2 separate regions of the Homo sapiens genome follow, and region 2 is linked to region 1. The links are chromatin loops, found by intact Hi-C in ENCODE. Cell type or tissue: K562. All regions are shown on one strand. Links, peaks and the distances in the headings refer to the core of each region. The heading gives the core; the rest is flanking DNA. Region 1 overlaps ACAA1 (acetyl-CoA acyltransferase 1). Region 2 overlaps OXSR1 (oxidative stress responsive kinase 1).

Region 1 (2,913 bases), core at 275-2,774:
GAAAGACAAACCCTGCCTAAACACAGTCTCACCATTTTGGCATGAGTTATCCAGGCTCTCAGGCTGAAATTGAGAGCCCCTTCCTCTCCAGCAGTAGCCATATACTTCCTTGTGATGTGGTTTGCCCTCTTGCCCTATTATTTCAGTCTCTGATAGTTGATTCATTTTCTGTGTGTTGGTTGGGCATCCTCTAGGGCACAGTGTTATAAGCATCGCAGCATCCCTCAGGTGATGCCTTGTGGTAAGTAGGTATTTAGTGAACACTTGGTGGATTGAGTGAAGGAATGGTAACTACCTGCTAGGGAGTTAAGGGACCCTGGAAGGGTCAAACAGGCTGCACAGGAGGCTATCCCCCTGAGAGAGTCTCTGCAGAGCCTGGCCTGGGCACTAGTTCAGAGGTTCCCAACTCTGGCTACACACCAGAATCACCAGGATGCTTCCACTCCCTCAGATTCTGAGTCTGTGGGTCTGAGGAGGTCTGGAAATTTCCCTAGGGCTTTGTACTGTTGGCCAAGGCAGGTTACATCAGGAGGGGAAGCCCTACTAGCTTCCAGGGCTAAGACCAGTATGAGAGTCTTGGGGAACCTACCAGAGCAATGGATGTTAGAATATATGATGCCCATCAGAGTGCTTCGTCTAGGTGGGATCAGGCTTTCAAGAGTCCATGGGAACATGCAGGGTTAGCTATATGATTACTGGTAAGGCCGAGTGGTCCCTGGCCTCAGACTTTAGGCATTTCTTTTGCTCTGGTGCTCTGTCCCAGCAGCAGTTCCTTTTCTCTGTTTTTTGGGGGAAACAGAGATACACAGTTTTCATTTCTGAATCTTCAAAGGGAGAGAGAGAGAAGGATCCCTGTGGCCCAAACAGGCTTCCCTTGCCTTTGGGCTGTGCTTGGTCTTTGATTGAAGATTCTCATAGGAGTAGAAGGGAATGTGCTTGTGGGGCCCTGGGGAGCAAGTGCCTGCAGAGATGGGGTCTGCCCAGTAGCTGCTCACCCCCATTCCATGGATCTGGCCTGGCATGGGAGCAGAGCTGCTGGGTTTGTTCCCCTGCCCTTTACATCCCTTGAGGGGGGCAGTTAGAAGCATAGGACTGCTTTCCATGAGAGCCTGGCATGGAATTGGGGGCTGATTCTACTTTCTCACCTTCTGTTTCAGTGACATCCCGGAGACTGTGCCTTTGTCCACTGTCAATAGACAGTGTTCGTCGGGGCTACAGGCAGTGGCCAGCATAGCAGGTAAGTTATGACTGGGTGGGTGCCTTGGTCCTGGACCTGTGGGTTTGGGTCAGCAAAGTCGCTGTCTGCCGGGCAAGCAATAATTACCATTTCTGAGGACTCTAACCACAGAAAGAGTGCAGGAGCGCCCCCTACCACTGCCCAAAGCCTTTTCTGAACACTCCTGGGTCTTCCATTTCTGAGGCTGGGGCTGAGTCCCATCTAGAGACCAGGTGGGGAAGAGGCTCCACTGCTTCCAGAACAGGTGGACTCTGGCAAAGGATGTTTATGAAATGCTTTTGTTACAGGTGGCATCAGAAATGGGTCTTATGACATTGGCATGGCCTGTGGGTAAGAATTTTTTTCTGCCGGAGCTTATTAACCAACTTGTGACAATAAAACTAATTTTCATCTGAGTTCTCAGAGGCCATGATTTCAGGATTCCCCCCATCCCCTTTAGGCAGCTGGCCACGAGTGGGTTCTCACAAATGCAGGTTAAGAGTGGCTACCAACTCTGGCTGCTCAGGAATCACTCACACCTCTCAGCACTAGCAGGGGAGGGGAATTGGCCTCTAAAAGCTTACTTTCTTGGAAATCTTTCAGGCTGGAAAAGGTGGGAAAACATTTTGAGAAAATCCAGCATTTGGGTTTCCTTTGGGGGCCCTTGTTGATTCATGATGCTGCTGAGAGAGAAGTTGCAGTTTGGGTTCCCTAAAGCCAGGGACAGCGCCTACTGTATAACTAGTTTGTTCATTTTACTAGGCTGTCTGTCCCTTTGTCTCCCCACCTTGGAACCAGTGTGGAAACTTCCAGCTGCTTATGGGCTATGAGGGACATAATTAGATCTGTGGTGGTTTGGTCACTGTCACCTTCACCTAGACTGTGGCTCCATCATTGGCTGCAGCAAATGGAGCTGCAGAAGTTGTATTTGGCAGTGCCTCCAGGGAAGGTCAGGGCACAGGTGCCCAGGCTTGGGTGGGCATCTGGTGCTGGGAGGGCAGGGGAGTAAGGTCTTTGGCAGGCTGGGGGAGGTGAGCAGCCCCAGGGTTCTGACATGCCTCCGCTGCCTTTCACATCCTCTTTAGGGTATTTCTTGAGAGGACGCATTGCTGGCCCCTGTCCCAGGGCTGTGGCAGCTGTCACTGAGTTGTAATGACCTATGTCTACAGTTGTAAATAAAGCCAAAGACCACTCTGCAAGGACTTTGGCTGGGCAAAGGCCACTGCCGTTTGATTTCTCTCATGCTCTTCTATCTTACTGGGTGAGAGGTGGCATGGATAACTTGAGAAGGGCTGGAGCTTTTATGAGTTTCTTAGAGAGTATCTGATTCCCAAGCAGGTTAAGGATGATGGTACTAGGATATTAAGATCTGGGCCAGGCCTGACACCCACATCACAGGCTGACTGTTCTCCATAGACTTTGATCAGCAAGTATTTAACACAGGGCACTCTAGTTGGAAGTGGGCTCTGGGACCAGACTACCTAAATGTGGATCCAGGCTGGGTCACCATGGATAAGTTATACAGTCTCTCTAGACCTCAGTCTCCTGATCTATAAAATGGGGATACCTAGCTCAGCTCTGTTGAAGTTGAGAAGAATAAATGGAGTAATAGCAACAGTTTACACTGTGGAGTATTTGTCTGTCATGTGACTGACACTGAAGCACTCTAATATCTCAAAAGAATTCAGAATAGTGCT
Region 2 (2,913 bases), core at 281-2,780, 91 kb before region 1:
CTCTGAAAAGGAATTGGGACTTGAGCTGGGGTAGTATTTGGAATACAAGCCTCACCTTCATTGGTGGATATTTATGATAAGGAGCCGCCCCTGTAGCCAATTCAATTGCTGTAATTCCAAAACTCCAAATATCAGCTTTGAAATCATAACCACGGACCTGCAAAACAGATTTGCATGATTATTTTTACCAGCATAAAAGGACTTTTAAAAGTTAGCTTCTGGCCAGGGTGGAGGCTCACACCTGTAATCCCAGCACTTTGGGAGGCTGAGGCAGGCGAATCACCTGAGGTTGGGAGTTCAAGACCGGCCTGACCAACATGGAGAAACTCCATCACTACTAAAAAAAAAAAAATACAAAATTAGCCGGGCACGGTGGCGCATGCCTGTAATCTCAGCTATTCGGAAGGCTGAGGCAGGAGAATCGCTTGAACCCAGGAGGTAGAGGTTGCGGTGAACTGAGATCATGCCATTGCACTCCAGCCTGGGCAACAAGAGTGAAATTCCACCTCAAAAAAAAAAAAAAAAGTTAGCTTCTGAGGTGGGGCACGGTGGCTCTTGCCTGTAATCCCAACACTTTGAGAGGCTGAGGTGGGAGGATGAGGTGGGCTTGAGGCCAAGAGTTCAAGACCAGCCTGGGCAACATGGTGAGACCCCATCTCCACAAAAAAAAATTGTTTTAATTAGCTAGGAGTGGTGACGTATGCCTACAGTCCAGCTGCTCGGGAGGCTAGCTTGAGCCCAGGAGTTCAAGGCTGCAGTAAGCCATGATGGCACCACTGCACTCCAGACTGGGAGACAGAGCAAGACTCTGTCTCTAAAAATAAACAAACAAAAAAGCTACCTCTAATGTGTACCAAGAACAATGAAAGTGTTCATAAGCTTTAAACCAATAAAATAAAGTAGGCAAAATCTAAATATATTTGGTAATACAAAAAATAAAGACACAAACTGAATGTTCACCAACAGTGAAGAAACTGTTAAGTATGGTATATTTTTAAAATTACAGTCAATTAAAAGCAATATTTATTAATTCTATGTGAACATATAAAAAACATTTGTGATAAAACATGAGGAAAAAAACACAAAATTGCTCATACGTCCTGAAACTTTTACAAACAGTAAAATACTAGAAAGAATCAAAACAAAATGTTTTGTAGTGGGGTAGCTTTTTTGTTTTCCAAAGGATCTGTATTATGGTATTATCACCTTAATTTCTATAATGAAAAAGTTAGGAAGGTTGTGAATACTTTTAAACTTTTTAGAGTGAATATGTTGCCAAATTTCTCTACTTATACACTGTCACCAGCACATTACATGGTTATAAATTTTAATTTTCTATCCTAAGCAATATAGGAGAAATAGGTTTGGGGAGTGTGTAGTGTGTAAGACCTAAAATTAAGGATCAATAGTATGTGCTGCCCTGCCATCTGGTAAAACTGAAGGGCCTCTAGAGACCTAAGCAGAAGTTCCCCTCCCCACTCTGCTCTTGCAGATAATGTCTCCTAGCCCAACAATCCTCCTTATCAAACGACCAGGTACAGTTCCTGCTTGCCCCTGAGAAGCAGATTTCGGTTCCGTGTCAGCCAATCTTATCTTCTCAAGGAAACCAAGGGGCATCGCAATCTGCTGGTACTACAAAGCCTGTCTCCAAAGCCCCTTCTCGTTCATTCTGTTACTCAGTGCAACTCTGCTGGTCCTGCACAGCATGCAGTTATCCTCCTCCCCTAGGCTGTGAGTATATGTGACTAATAGACAGCTGTCAATCTCATCTGTCCAGTGTCAGGTGTTGTATGTTCAGCCATTCCCATAACTTTACAGTGGGAATCCTTCCCTCACCAACAGGGTGAATACAGGTGATTAAAACAGAGTAAAAATGAATTCGGTTCGCAGCATACTGAGTTTGATATACCTATAAGGCATTTATGTGAAGCATCTATTAAGAACTAGAAATAACTATATGGAGGCTTAGGAAACAAAACTGGACATAATTTAGAAATCATTAAACCAATAAATCTATATGTAAAATTTGGTATAATTTGTACTAATAAAATTATTAAAACAAACCTCAATTATATTATTCCTGAGTTTCATATATCCTTTGCAAAGTTCTAGAGAGTTTTTGTTGTTTTCTTTTCAAGGGTGGACTAAAATCCTAACCAAGGAACAGGGACATGTTTCCCAAAGCTAACCTGGTATGCCAAAGAAAAGCAAGCACTATTAAGTTTTTTCAGTTTCAAAACAAAGCCCTAACCCATTTAAAACAGAAAAAAAGACACGGTACCTGTTCCATAACTTCAGGTGCCATCCAACAAGGGGTGCCAACAAAGGTCTTTCTCACTTTATTTCGGGTAATATCACCACCAGTTGCTAAAAAAGCACTAACCCCAAAGTCTGAAATAGAATACAACAGCAAGGTATTTAAAGTGCATCAACTATCATAAATGAATAGGAAAACAATACAATGTAGTGAACATCCTATATATAAATAAAAAGCATGATAGTTTCTTATCTTTTTGCTGAACTTCTTGACTAAATTAAGACATAGCTTAGACTAGGAACAGTGGCTCACACCTATAATCCCAACACTCTGGGAGGCCAAGGCAGGAGGCTCACTTGAGCTCAGGAGTTCAAGAACAGCCTAAGCAACATAGGGAGACCTCATCTTTACAAAACAAAAAAAACAAAAAAGACATAGCTTAGCAGGTACCTCACTCCATTCCTCTCCACCCCCACATATCATCATCTTCTCAGATTTTCCCCCTTGCTCTAATCCACTCTACATACCACTATCAGATTCATTTATCCATTCATTTTTAAATTATCACTTTGACATGGCCCTTTCAGTTCAGAAACTCCTACAGAATGAAATCCAACCTTTTTAGCTTAGTATTCAAAGAGCTCTCAAGAACTCAG

The links. Peaks named below come from ENCODE experiments on the same cell type or tissue, not always from the same donor. Only the 100,000 strongest peaks of a DNase experiment are listed, where the experiment ranks them.
Region 2: a loop joins it to region 1, with 2.3 times the contacts of the local background. A loop is called at or near these places in 17 of 110 quality-filtered maps.

The regions. Positions count from the first base shown.
Region 1 is chr3:38,130,250-38,133,162 of GRCh38, reverse strand. ACAA1 (acetyl-CoA acyltransferase 1) reads left to right here. Exons shown (of 12, transcript NM_001607.4): 4 at 1,158-1,237; 5 at 1,525-1,567. Among named protein-coding and RNA genes, the nearest start is that of ACAA1, 5.4 kb to the left of the region's middle. In K562, for the core only: a CTCF peak has its summit at 1,373; a DNase peak (open chromatin) is centred at 1,392.
Region 2 is chr3:38,221,056-38,223,968 of GRCh38, reverse strand. It overlaps OXSR1 (oxidative stress responsive kinase 1), which reads right to left. Exons shown (of 18, transcript NM_005109.3): 6 at 2,282-2,391; 7 at 56-157. Among named protein-coding and RNA genes, the nearest start is that of SLC22A13, 43 kb to the left of the region's middle. In K562, for the core only: no CTCF peak of the experiment used is centred there; a DNase peak (open chromatin) is centred at 1,518.